Linked DNA regions of Homo sapiens: all the other regions are linked to region 2. The links are chromatin contacts, found by Hi-C or POLR2A ChIA-PET in ENCODE. All regions are on one chromosome and are shown on one strand. Each heading gives the region's core, a stretch centred on a gene start or an enhancer-like site at or near the end of the contact. The rest is flanking DNA. Distances are from core to core; before and after follow the strand shown. Region 1 holds the start of RELB (RELB proto-oncogene, NF-kB subunit). Region 2 holds the start of PHLDB3 (pleckstrin homology like domain family B member 3). Region 3 holds the start of ZNF296 (zinc finger protein 296).

The links. Hi-C counts contacts between places; a loop is a spot of excess contacts on that map. ChIA-PET counts read pairs that join two places held with the same protein, here RNA polymerase II (POLR2A). Pooled maps may share reads with other maps.
Region 1: a loop to region 2 is called in a pooled map, with 19 times the contacts of the local background. The contact joins the promoter of RELB here to the promoter of PHLDB3 in region 2. A Hi-C loop is called at or near these places in 1 of 37 single-sample maps with no recorded cell type and 6 of 50 pooled maps. POLR2A ChIA-PET finds 5 or more read pairs at or near these places in 1 of 52 experiments (A549).
Region 3: a loop to region 2 is called in a pooled map, with 5 times the contacts of the local background. The contact joins the promoter of ZNF296 here to the promoter of PHLDB3 in region 2. A Hi-C loop is called at or near these places in 1 of 50 pooled maps. POLR2A ChIA-PET finds 5 or more read pairs at or near these places in 2 of 52 experiments (T-cell and naive thymus-derived CD8-positive, alpha-beta T cell).

The regions. Positions count from the first base shown.
Region 1 is chr19:44,999,925-45,003,631 of GRCh38, reverse strand. RELB (RELB proto-oncogene, NF-kB subunit) reads right to left here and starts at 2,168. Exons shown (of 12, transcript NM_006509.4): 1 at 1,947-2,168; 2 at 636-683. The coding sequence starts at 2,052. RefSeq lists silencers at 1,335-1,614, 1,935-2,344.
Region 2 is chr19:43,502,587-43,506,654 of GRCh38, reverse strand. PHLDB3 (pleckstrin homology like domain family B member 3) reads left to right here and starts at 1,909. Exons shown (of 16, transcript NM_198850.4): 1 at 1,909-2,066; 2 at 2,523-2,749. The coding sequence starts at 2,537. RefSeq lists silencers at 1,713-1,772, 2,373-2,622 and an enhancer at 2,251-2,773.
Region 3 is chr19:45,074,400-45,078,444 of GRCh38, reverse strand. ZNF296 (zinc finger protein 296) reads left to right here and starts at 1,967. Exons shown (of 3, transcript NM_145288.3): 1 at 1,967-2,369; 2 at 2,583-2,732. The coding sequence starts at 2,072. It also overlaps a transcript of GEMIN7 not described here. RefSeq lists silencers at 1,771-2,180, 2,271-2,510, 2,841-3,150.

The DNA.
Region 1 (3,707 bases), core at 919-3,418, 1.5 Mb before region 2:
AGGGGCGATGACAGCAGTATGTAAACCCCAGCTCCAAAGCCCAGGATGGCAGTGATTACCTTCTACTAAGCCACAGTGAATCTCTAAAGAAGCCTTTGCGCATGGATAGGTGGTAAGATTTACCTGTCACGCTTTTTTTTTTTTTTTTTTTTTTTTTGAGTCGGAGTCTCGCTCTGTCTCCCAGGCTGGAGTGCAGTGGTGCGATCTCGGCTCACTGCAAGCTCCGCCTCCCAGGTTCACGCCATTCTCCTGCCTCAGCCTCCCGAGTAGCTGGGACTACAGGAGCCCGCCACCACGCCCGGCTAATTTTGTTTTTGTATTTTCAGTAGAGACGGGGTTTCACCGTGTTAGCCAGGATGGTCTCGATCTCCTGACCTCGTGATCCGTCCGCCTCGGCCTCCCAAAGTGCTGGGACTACAGGCGTGAGCCACCGCGCCCGGCCACCTGTCACGCTCTTAACAGTCCAAGAGGTAAGAAAACCTAGGGGGCCCATCTCAACTGGCAGGGAGGGATGCACCCTGTCAGGAGAAAGCTGAGGTGGACCTCGTGAACCCCCAAACAGAGACATCTCTGTGGAGTCCTCCCAACCTCATCCTGCATGAGCGAGTGGGCAGGAACTGTGGAGGGCTGCTCACCTGTGCTCCTGGAAACGGCGAGCGAGAGTGAGGAGAGGTCGGGGGACCCTGCAGAGAAGGAGAAACGTCTCAGGAGGTGATGGGGGGCAGCCAGAGGACCAGAGAATATCCCAAGGAAGCCCCACCCCTTCCTCTTCTAGCCCTTCCCCTCTGGATCAGGCCCCTCGCCCTGACTGCCCCCCTGCGTCTGGCCAGGCTTACCAGCTAAATCATGGACAGGTCCTGGCCTTTAGTTTCTGTGGTTCGCCCCACCCTTCATCACACTCAGGGCCCGCTCCTTTTCTCCCTTAAAGTTGGGCCTGGAGGGGACCCCATCTCAATCTCAGTTTAAAAAGTCCCCATCCCGCTGGGCACAAGGGCTCACACCTGTAATCCCAGCACTTTGAGAGGCCGAGGCGTGCGGATCACCTGAGGTCAGAAGTTCGAGGCCAGTCTGACCAGCATGGTGAAACCCCGTCTCTAGTAAAACTACAAAAATTAGCCGGGTGTGGTGGCGGGCACCTGTAATTCCAGCTACTCGGGGGGCTGAGGCAGGAGAACTGCTTGAGCCCGGGAGGCAGAGGTTGCAGTGAGCCTAGATCGTGCCACTGCACTCCAGCCTGGGCGACAGAGCGAGACTCCATCTCAAAAGAAAAAAACAAAAAACAAACAAAAAAAAACATCCTCCTGTCAGGGTCAGACCACTTTTAATTTTTTCAATGTCAAGGCTCCGCTTCTCCGTCTGGAGGCAAGCCCCACCCCCTCCTCATTCTCTGTGTCGGGCCCCGCCCTGCTTTTTTGGGTAACAGGCCCTTCCCCTCCACTCGGCCAGAGTCAGGCCCCGCCCCTTCCCCTTCTTTCGGCCAACTCAGGCCCCGCCCCCTTCCTGCCCTCACGGCCAGGCCCCGCCCCCTCACCCCTCAGCGTAGGGCCCTGCTTCCTTTTTTGAGTCAGGCCCGGCCCTCTTCTCATAGTCCGGGTCGGATCCCGCCCCTCTTCTCCCTCTCTGGGCCCGGCCCCGCCCCGATACCGCCCAAGAGCAGCTTTCGCTCCGCCTTCTCTGAGTCAGGCCACGCCCCCTTCTTTGCCTCAGGGTCAGGCCCCGCCCCCTCTCACTCTACAGCGGGACGCCTCGCTCGAACCTCGGGCCGTACCCCCTCATCACCCTCTGCCTTCTTCCTACGCCCTAATACAGTGTCTCAGGAACCCTCACTCTGCCCCCGCGAAACCCTTAGACTCCCATAGGAACCCCCAGACTACTCCGGGACCGCCAGAATCCCCGCATCTCCAGCCCCGCCCCAGACCCCTCTCCTGAACCCCAGCCCCGCTTACCTAAGGCCCCCAGCTCCGGCGCAGCCGGCGGTCTGGCGACGCGGCGACTCGGCATGGCCCGGCCAGTGGGGACGGACGGCCCAGAGGCTGGCCCAGACCGAAGCATGCACGCGGGCCGGCCGGGCGGCCGGGAGGCACGGTCTGGTGGACGATCGCGGGTCGGACGAGCGGCGCAAGGGCTGGGGCCGCAGGCCGGGCAGGACGCGCGGCGCCCGGGGCTGCGCGGGGCGCGGGGCCGGGCCGGGCGGGCGGCGGGCGGGGGCGGGGCGGCGGAATTCCCCGGCGCCGCCGGCCTGCGCGCCCATTGGTCTGCACCCCGCCGTGACGTCACGCCTGGGGAACGGGAAAACCCCCACGCGTCACGTGATCGCGGGGGCGGGGCCGGCCGGGAAAGGGAGGCTGGGCGCTCAGGAGGGGTTGGGCAGGCGTCGCTGCCCATTGCTCTGGACGAGACAACTGAGGCCTGCTTAGAGCCATCACGCCTTACCCATTGAGCAAGCCGGCAAACTGAGCCGCTCCCCGCTTTGGTCTCCCAGTGGGACTTGAACCTGCCGTTTCTCAGGCTGGAAGGGGAGCTTCAGGATCGAGAGGTTGGCAGGGCTCTACACCTGCCATCCATAATAATATTTCGGAAACCTCCAAGGTCTCGCTACACCTCAGTTTCCTCAACCGTAAATTGAGGATGAAGATATTTAAGGAACGTTTAAAGCTAGCGTGTCAGCTTCAGAATTTATGTTTTGTGCGTTGTTGTAACCCCAACGCCTAGACCAGCGCCTGGAACACCGTAGGTGCCCAATAAATGTTTATTGGAGGCCGGGCGCGGTGGTTCATGCCTGTAATCTCAGCACTTTGGGAGGCCGAGGCAGGCACATCACGAGGTCAGGATTTCGAGACCAGCCTGACCGACATGGTGAAATCCCATCTCTACTAAAAATACAAAAATTAGCTGGGCGTGTTGGTGTGCGCCTGTAATGCCAGCTACTCCGGAGGCTGAGGCAGGAGAATAGCTTGAACCTGGGAGGCGGAGGTTGCAGTGAGCTGAGATCGTGCCACTGCACTCCAGCCTGGGCAACAGAGCGAGACTCCCATCTCAAAAAAAAAAAAGTTTATTGGATGAATGCATGGATGTTTTATTTATTGGTTTGTTCCTCCCTGCAGCCCCTGAAAGTTACCCATAAATAGCCCAGACCACTTTGAGCTCAAAAGCTCAGTTATTCAGTCTGCGAATGGCAGCAGTGTAGCCTCCGTATACATCCTGAGCTGTGTGCCTAAACCCTGAGCTCATCCCTATCACCAGCGCCAGAAGCATATGATAGGATTATTGCAGAAGGGACTCAGGCTGAAAGAGGGGCAGCCATTTGGCTAGATCACATTCCTAAGCCTCTCATATTCCTGAGAACGACTAGGTGATCTATTAGGTTCTAAGTTGGATGCCAGGCGCTCTCAGACCACAGATGCAGGGTTTGTTGTCTTTCCTTTGCTTGTATAAAATTTGGGTGTTCTGGCTAGGCACGGTGGCTCACACCTGTAACCCCAATACTTTGGGAGGCCGAGGCAGGAGGATTGCTTGAGCCTGGGAGGTTGAGGCTGCAGTGAGCTGTGATGACGCTATTGCACTCCAGCCTGGGTGACAGAGTGAGACCTTGTCTCAAAAAGAAAAAGAAATAACTCTGTAAGTTGAATGTTCACAACAATTGTGTGAAGTATATGGTGTTATTGATCCCCACATAGCAGATGAGAAAACTGAAACCCGGCAAAATT
Region 2 (4,068 bases), core at 660-3,159:
TGGTCCTATGGAGAGGCCAGGGAGCCTGCAAGATTTGTTTTCTTTTTCTTTTCTTTTTTTTTTTGAGATGGAGTCTCCCTCCATTGCCCAGGCTGGAGTGCAGTGGCACGATCTCGGCTCACTGCAACCTCTGCCTCCCGGGTTCAAGCGATTCTCCTGCATCAGCTTCCCAAGTAGCTGGGACTACAGGCGCGTGCCACCATGCCCGGCTAATTTTTTCATATTTTTAGTAGAGACAGGGTTTGACCATGTTAGCCAATATGATCTTGATCTCCTGACCTCGTGATCCACCAGCCTCGGCCTCCCAAAGTGCTGGGATTACAGGTGTGAGCCACCGCGCCCAGCCCGGGAGCCCACAAGATTTCTAACTCACAAGATCAAAAACAAACACAGCTATCTGGGGCAGGTCTTCTCATCACCTTGGATTAGAACACCGGCTTGCTTTTGAGCCACTTCCCACTTAGCCCTGGGGTAAGTTACTTCACTTCTCTAGGCCTCAGTTTTCTTATCTCTAAAATGGAAGGAATAATAATGGGGTGTTGTGATGCTCTGATGAGTCAATGTGTGTGAGTGCCTGGCACATGGCCTATCAGTGTTCACCATTAAAGTTACTATCATTTAGAATGATCTTTTGGGTACTTCCTGGCTTGTAGTGACAGTATACGCAATGGTTAAGAACATGGACTTTTGAGAGAATGAAGCCTGCATTTTACCACTTACAACATGTGTAGATGTTGGCTACATTTTTTTTTTTTTTTCTGAGATGGGGTCTTACTCTGTCGCCCAGGCTGGAGTGCAGTGGCACATTCAAGACTCACTGCAGCCTCGACCTCCTGGGCTCGAGATATCCTCCTGCCTCAGCCTCTGGAGTAGCTGAGATGACAGGTGTGTGCCACCACGCCTGGCATAATTTTTGTATTTTTAGTAGAGATGGGGTTTCTCCATGTTGCCCAGGCTGGCCTTGAACTCCTGATCTCAAGCAATCCACCTGCCTCGGCTTCCCAAAGTGCTGGGATTACAGGCCTGAGCCTCTGTGCCCAGCCAACCTTGGGTGCATTTGTCCTCCTCAGCTTGTATCCCCAAGTGTAAAATGGAGATAGTAGGCCAGGAGCGGTGGCTCACGCCTGTAATCTCAACACTTTGGGAGGCTGAGGCAGGCAGGTTGTTTGAGCCCAGGAGTTCAAGATCAGCCTGGGCAACCTGGAGAAACCCAGTCTCTACTAAAAAAAAAGAAATGGAGGTAGTAATCACTTTCTCGCTGGACAGCTTTGAGGGTGAAATTAAATGACTGGGTATAAAGTGTTTCACACAGCTCTTGACTTCTAATCATCCCTTTTCATATACCAGTTATTTTCCTGTTTTCATTTTCCTGTTTTCGCCCAGAGAGGAAAGGGTCTGGCTGAGACCTTTAACCTCTGCCCTCCACCCCATAGCAAAGTTGTGGGGGGGTGGCGGTACACTTCCCTCAGTCTCTGGGCAGGTGTCTGACTCAGTTCAGGGCACCCCTTCCCCTTGTCCAGCTCCCCAAACCGGTCAGGGCCCTTCTGAAGGGCTCATTAGAGGGGAGACGTCCCCATCTCCATTCCTGCCTTCCTTTCTGAACTCCCAAGGTCTGGACATTAGAGAGGCTCCCATACAGAGGTGGCCAAGACTCCTCCAGGGGGGCAGGAATGAGGGGCTCGAGGGAGACTGGGAGGTCGCGATGCTGAGTTCCACGAGGGTGGGGCCGGGCCGGGGCCGGTGGGGCCGGGATGGCCGGATGCCGAGGCCACGGGTGGGGCAAGCCCGTGGCTCCCTCCTCCCTCGGGAGCTGTTGGACCTGTTGTCCCCCCTCCACTTCCGGGCTGCTGGGGAGGGGGACCGGGCGGCCTCTCTCCTCCCTCTTCCCCTGCCACCTGTCTCATAGGCAGAAGCGGCCGTGCCCAGCGCGCAGAGCGGAGCGCGCCGAAGCCTGAGCTCGTGAGGGGGCCGAGGCTGTGGGGAGGTGGCAGTTGGACTTCGGAATCTCAAGGACTCCGACTCCTGGCTTGTTCAGAGAAGGAGAGCCCCGACTCCTGGATCCCTGGGTGAGGCGGCGTGGGCACGGTTGCCCTGCACAGTGGGGTCGGGACTAAGACTACGGGGCTCCGGGAAGGATGGGGCGGGAGCCGAACTGCTGAGTCTCGGAGGGAGAAGATGGGTCGCTCTAAGCGAATCCAAGAGATTGTAGGGGGCTGCTGGGAGGGTACAAGGCCTGACACCTAGAGATGAGGGAGGGGAGGCGGGGTCGAAGAGGTCAGTAGGGGGCGTGCTACGACCCGGACTCAAATTCCGGTCCCGTCTCCGGTGGCGTGTCGCCTTGGAGCCATCAAGCCCCGCCTCTGGAAACTTCAGGACACGCCTCCGTAACGCTCAGTTCCATCCTTTGAACTCTTAGGCCCCGCCTCCTTGGGGGGGGGTCTCCGCGCCCCGGAGCAGACGCGAGCGGCGCTCAGCCGTCCTAGGCCCCGCCCCCGGAGCTTCTGGTCCCGCCCACCCCGCAGGAGTCCCAGCGGCCATGGGGACGCGAAGCAGCCCCGAGGAGGGGACCCCGCCGCCGCTGGTCCCGGAATGCGACGTGGAGGTCCAGCCCCAGGGCCATCCCGAGGAGTCCCGGGAACAGGAGGCATCCGAAGTCCTGGCGGAACCTTCGAGCCGCGGGGGAGCTGAGCAGCAGGCAGAGGAAGAAGAAGTGGGAGAAGGCAGCAGCACTGAGAGCAGCCGCGACGCGGTGAGGGGCCCGAGGGCGACAGCGCGGGGGGCTTGGACCGACGGGGACCCAAACAGGTGGCCAGACAGGTAGACAGGTAGAGGGAAACCAGAAAGACAGAGACCCGGAGACAGGGAGAGAGACCGAGTGATAGCAGAGACTACTGAGAGAGAGATACACCAGGACACGGAGCCAGAGAGGCAGAGGCACAGACAGACAGAAACCAGATACAGAGACAGAAACCAGATAGAGCCACGGGGAGGCCCCAAGAACGGAGATAGACCCAAACGGGCGACAGAGACAGAGAGACTAGTATAGAGGAACCAGATAGGTGGCTCACGCCTGTAATCCCAGCACTTGGGGAGGCCGAGGGGAGGATTGCTTAAGCCCAGGAGTTCGAGACAAGTCTGGGCAACATAGCAAATCCCTGTCTCTAGAGAAAAAAAAAATACAAAAATTGTCCAAGCGCAGTGCCGCGTGCCTGTAATCCCAGCTACTCGGGAGGCTGAGGCAGGAGGATCGCTTGAGCCCAGGAGTTGTAGGCTGCGGTGAACTATGACTGCGCCACTGCACCCCAGCCTGGGACAAAGCAGAACCTATCTCTAAAAATGAGAGAGAGAGAGAGAGAGAGAGAGAGAGAGAGAGACCAGATAGACAGACAGGAGAGACTACAGAACAGAGAGAACCAAACGAGTAAGAGATGCAGAGAGATCAAGAAGCCAGACAGAGACCCAGAGACATGGAGACTGAGAGACAAAGACCCCAAAAAGACAGAGACACAGTGAGACTAGAGTCAGAGAGAGGGGAATCGAGACAGAGGGAAACCCAGAAATAAATGGCAGAGATGCTCAGAGAAACAAATAGACAAAAACCTCGAGAGAGGGACATACTCCGAGGAAGAAAGATCTAGTGATTCTAGTGGACAGATCTAGTGGACAGATACCGAATCTGAGAGACTGGGGTCAGGTGGAGAGACAGAGACAGATCCAGGCACTACAAGAAAGTGACGCCAAGAGAATAGGACCTGATAGAGAAAAAGAAACACCTTTCATAAGTCGGCTTTACACCTGCTCACCCTCCATACGGTACTGCAAGCCTCTGTGGTCCGTGTGGTTGGGTGGTCACGGGACTTGCACCCTCCCCCACTCCGACCTTAAATACAGGGGTCTGAGGCCGGGCGCGGTGGCTTATGCCTGTAATCGTAGCACTTTGGGAGGCCGAGGTGGGAGAATCCCTTGAGCCTAGGAGTTTGAGACCAGCCTGGGCAACATAGCATCGCCCCCTCTCTGCCAAAAAAAAAAAAAAAAAAAAAGAGCTTGGCGTGGCGGTGCGCGCCTGTA
Region 3 (4,045 bases), core at 718-3,217, 1.6 Mb before region 2:
TATGTAAACAAGATCCTTCAGGGTTTGATCAAAGTGATGTATAAAGAATAAAATAGGCCGGGCACGGTGGCTCACGCCTGTAATTCCAGCACTTTGGGAGGCTGAGGCGGGTGGATCACCTGAGGTCAGGAGTTCGAGACCAGCCTGGCCAACATGGTGAAACCCTGTCTCTACTAAAAATAGAAAAATTAGCCGGGCATCTGTAATCCCAGCTACTCCGGAGGCTCAGGCAGGAGAATCACTTGAACCCGGGAGGCGGAGGTTGCAGTGAGCTGAGGTCGTGCCACTGCACTCCAGCCTGGGCAACAAGAGTGAAACTCCATCTCAAAAAAAAAAAAAAAAAAAAAGAGTAAAATAAGGGCAATGGGATAGTGGGTGGCTGGGTTGCCATGGAACTTAAAATTGGGTGGTCTGAGGCTGAGTGCAGTGTCTCACACCTGTAATCTCAGCACTTTGGGATGCTGAAGCAGGAGGAGCGCTTCAAGCCAAGAGTTTCAGACCAACCAGGGCAACAAAGCGAGTCCCTGTCTCTATTTAAAAATAATTTTTTTTGAAAAATTAAAAATTACAAAAAAAAAAAGGGTGATCAGAGGAGGCGGCAGTGAAGAAGAAACCACCTCAGATAACCCTCTAGTTCCAACCTGCCCTACCTCCTTTGACAGATGGAGAAAGTGAGATCCAAGAGGGAACTGGGGACAGATGGAGGTCATGGAGTGTAATTTGCAAGGCCTTCAGCAGGGTGGGGCTACTTTAGATACTGTTGGTCAGGGCCCTCTGCTCTCAGGAGGACAATGGAACCCAGACCTGAATAACAATGTGCAGAACTCCAAGAGATCAGCATCTGAAATCAGCATCTGGGCTGAGGACAGCTGGGGGAGGACAGGTTCTTGCCCTGACCTCAGGGGGCTTGCATTGGGTGGGGGAGAGGACAGTCCACAAGCCGTTCTATACTGTCGTGCAGTCGGTGCCAGGAAGAAAAGAATACTCATCAGGGATTGAGGGTGGGGCAGGGTGTCGATGCCACTTCAAACAGTGAGCAGACAGAACTGCTTAGGGGAGGGAAGTTCAAGGAGGCGGAGTGGAGGCAGGTGAGCTGCTTGGCTATTTGGTTTTAATGGCGACTTCTGGTCTAGGAACAGAGTCGATGTGTATGATTACAGTCCTCCTCTGCTCAAAACCCTCCTAAGGCTCCGGTCTCAGGAAAACCAAAAGACCTTAAAGCGATCAAAAGATTGCTTGGATCTGCCCCCATATTTTCACTGAACTCAATCCCCAACCCGTATTGCCTCTCCCTTTCCTTGTAATTCCTCAATGCCCAGGCCCACTGGCTGGGCTTCCTTCCCTCCAGCCTCAGCTCCACCATGCCCTTTCCCATCATAGGGGAGAAAATTGAATCCCTCAACCCCAGTAACCCTCTCCGCCTTTCCAGCTTTCTTTTGCTCCATGGCACTGGTCATCATGAAGGGCCATCTATATTTTACGTAATTATGTTTATAGTGTCTTCCCCCACCGTCTGAACTCCGTGCAAACAAAGATTATCTTCTGTTTATTCCCTCCTGTATTCTCAGGGCTTCAAACAGAGCCTGGCGCACAGGAGGCACTCAGTGAATGCTTGCAAAATGAATTTTTATTGTAATGCATTTAATGAAATAGCCCAGATTACTATCAGGCACCTAATAAGAAACGTGACCGACTATTTTTCTCGCTTGGGGGTGCGTGTGGGCATGCCGTGTCTCAGTTTCACCCGCCCTAAAACGGGATCAGGGATAGCTGTTTCAATGCCTTGTGGGAACTCGGTGTGATTAAATTTGGTCACTAAGCCAAACGCACGGGACACTGCCTAGATTGAGTTAGGCCGCCGTCAGGGCCCCAGCAGGGCGGCTCGGTCCCCTCCCATGAGCCCCGCCCTGGTAGGCGGAGCCACGGGCCCGGCCAGCACGTGTAAGAGTTCGCGGCGGGTCGCCGCAGTCACTCACCTGAGCGCGCACGGTCCGCGCGTCCTCCGCTCGTGCGTCCTCCGCCCGCCCGCCTGCCTGCCTGCCCGCCCGCTCGCTCGCCCGGCCCGCGACTCATGTCCCGCCGCAAGGCCGGCAGCGCGCCCCGCCGAGTAGAGCCCGCGCCCGCCGCCAACCCAGACGACGAGATGGAAATGCAGGACCTCGTCATCGAACTCAAGCCCGAGCCAGACGCGCAGCCCCAACAGGCCCCAAGGCTGGGGCCCTTCTCCCCGAAGGAGGTGTCCTCGGCGGGGCGGTTCGGCGGCGAACCCCACCACTCCCCTGGCCCCATGCCCGCCGGGGCCGCCCTCCTCGCCCTCGGCCCGCGGAACCCGTGGACCCTGTGGACGCCGTTGACCCCGAACTATCCCGGTGAGCACCCCGGGCCCTGGGCCCAGCCTCCCTTACCTTTGACCCTCGGGTGGGACCCTTCCCTTTGGGCATGGGCCCCTCGCCCTGCCTTATCTCCTTCGCCCCGTCCTGCCCCTCAGGCCCCCTTCTGACCTTCGGTTTCCCCTCTCCTTCAGCACCCTCAGCCCCCATCCTGGCCCCACCCCACGCTCACCACCCGCTTCCTCCCTGCAGACCGCCAGCCCTGGACCGACAAACACCCAGATCTGTTGACCTGCGGCCGCTGCCTGCAGACCTTCCCGTTGGAGGCCATCACTGCCTTCATGGACCACAAGAAGCTGGGCTGTCAGCTCTTCAGAGGCCCCAGCCGCGGCCAGGGCTCAGGTGAGTAAAGCCGGGTGCAGTCCCCCTCTCAAGTTCGAGGGCTGGGCTTCCTGCTGGAAAGGGGCTGGGCTGGACGGCAGGGCACTGAGCACTACTTCCCCTTTCTCGCTCCCCATCGGGTGCAGCCTAGGCGTGGCCAGGGCCTGCCCGTCCTAGGGCAGGGACCAGTGGTGGCGGTGGAGGGGGGGCGGGGGGGGACTGGGCAGGGAAGGAGGGCCGCCTACAGGGTGTGGCCAGCCCCAGAAGACTAGCCCGGGATTTTGCCCCCCCCAACACACACCCCAACCTGGTTTCACTTCTCCTTCCCCTTGGCCAGAAATAACTGGCCAGGTGGCTGGACCAGGGTGGCAGTAGGAGGGGACCTCTAGGGAGGGCAGCGGCCGGGGGGAGGGGGAGTGGAGGCCAGCTGGAATGGGGAGGTTGCCACCCCCTCCTGTCTCTCTCTGTCAATTCTGATTGAGGTGCTAGTACAGCTGAGTGTTCAGAGCCAAGGAAGGGGCTTCTGGCTTCCCTCGGTGATGGAATCTCCCAGCCCCGCGTGCTGGGAATCCCCTGGTTTGAGCGAGCTCCCGGGTGCTGGACACCCGGGTTCCTTCTCTTGGGAGGGAATTAAAAGCCTTCACATGGGGCTTGACCCTCGGTGAGCTTTTGGTCAGTGTTGGCTGCAGGGCTTAATCCAAACCTAGTTTCCAGCCCCCTGGCCCTTGCCCTTCTGAGACTTTTGAGAAGTGGAATTATTTAGGGTTGGGCCAGGGAGGGTCTGGTGGTGGGAAAGAGGAGGGGCTTGTGACTGATTGAATCAGCTTTAGAGCTGGAGCATGGAGAGTGGCCTGGAGGAGCGAGCGAGGGGCTGTGATGGAATCGCTGGAACAAAACACTACAGGGCTTGGAGAATCATGGGCACCTTGGTTTCACAGGCTCTGCTGTTTGAGCGCTTATGTGGACCAAAGCTCTCAACCATTCCCCAAGCGAGGTCACAACCACCCTTGAAAGGGAGGGGATCTCTAGGGTCCCTGAATTCTAGCAACTGAGGCACACAGAGGACTATGTCTTGCCCAAGGTCACACAATTAGGGAGCAGAGAAGTCTGAATTTGAATGCAGGCCTGTGCTCTTGACCCAGGACTGGTTGTATCACAAAGGTTGTCCCATCCAAGACTCTAGAATTTGAAAAATGGAAAGGCTAGTTCACCTAGGAAGTGTCCACTGAGAGTACCCCGAAGGTCCAGATAGAAATCCAAATTCAGGTTTGGGGGCTCAATTTGAGATCCATGCAGAGGGTGGGGGACCCAGGTCACTACCACCTCTTTACTAG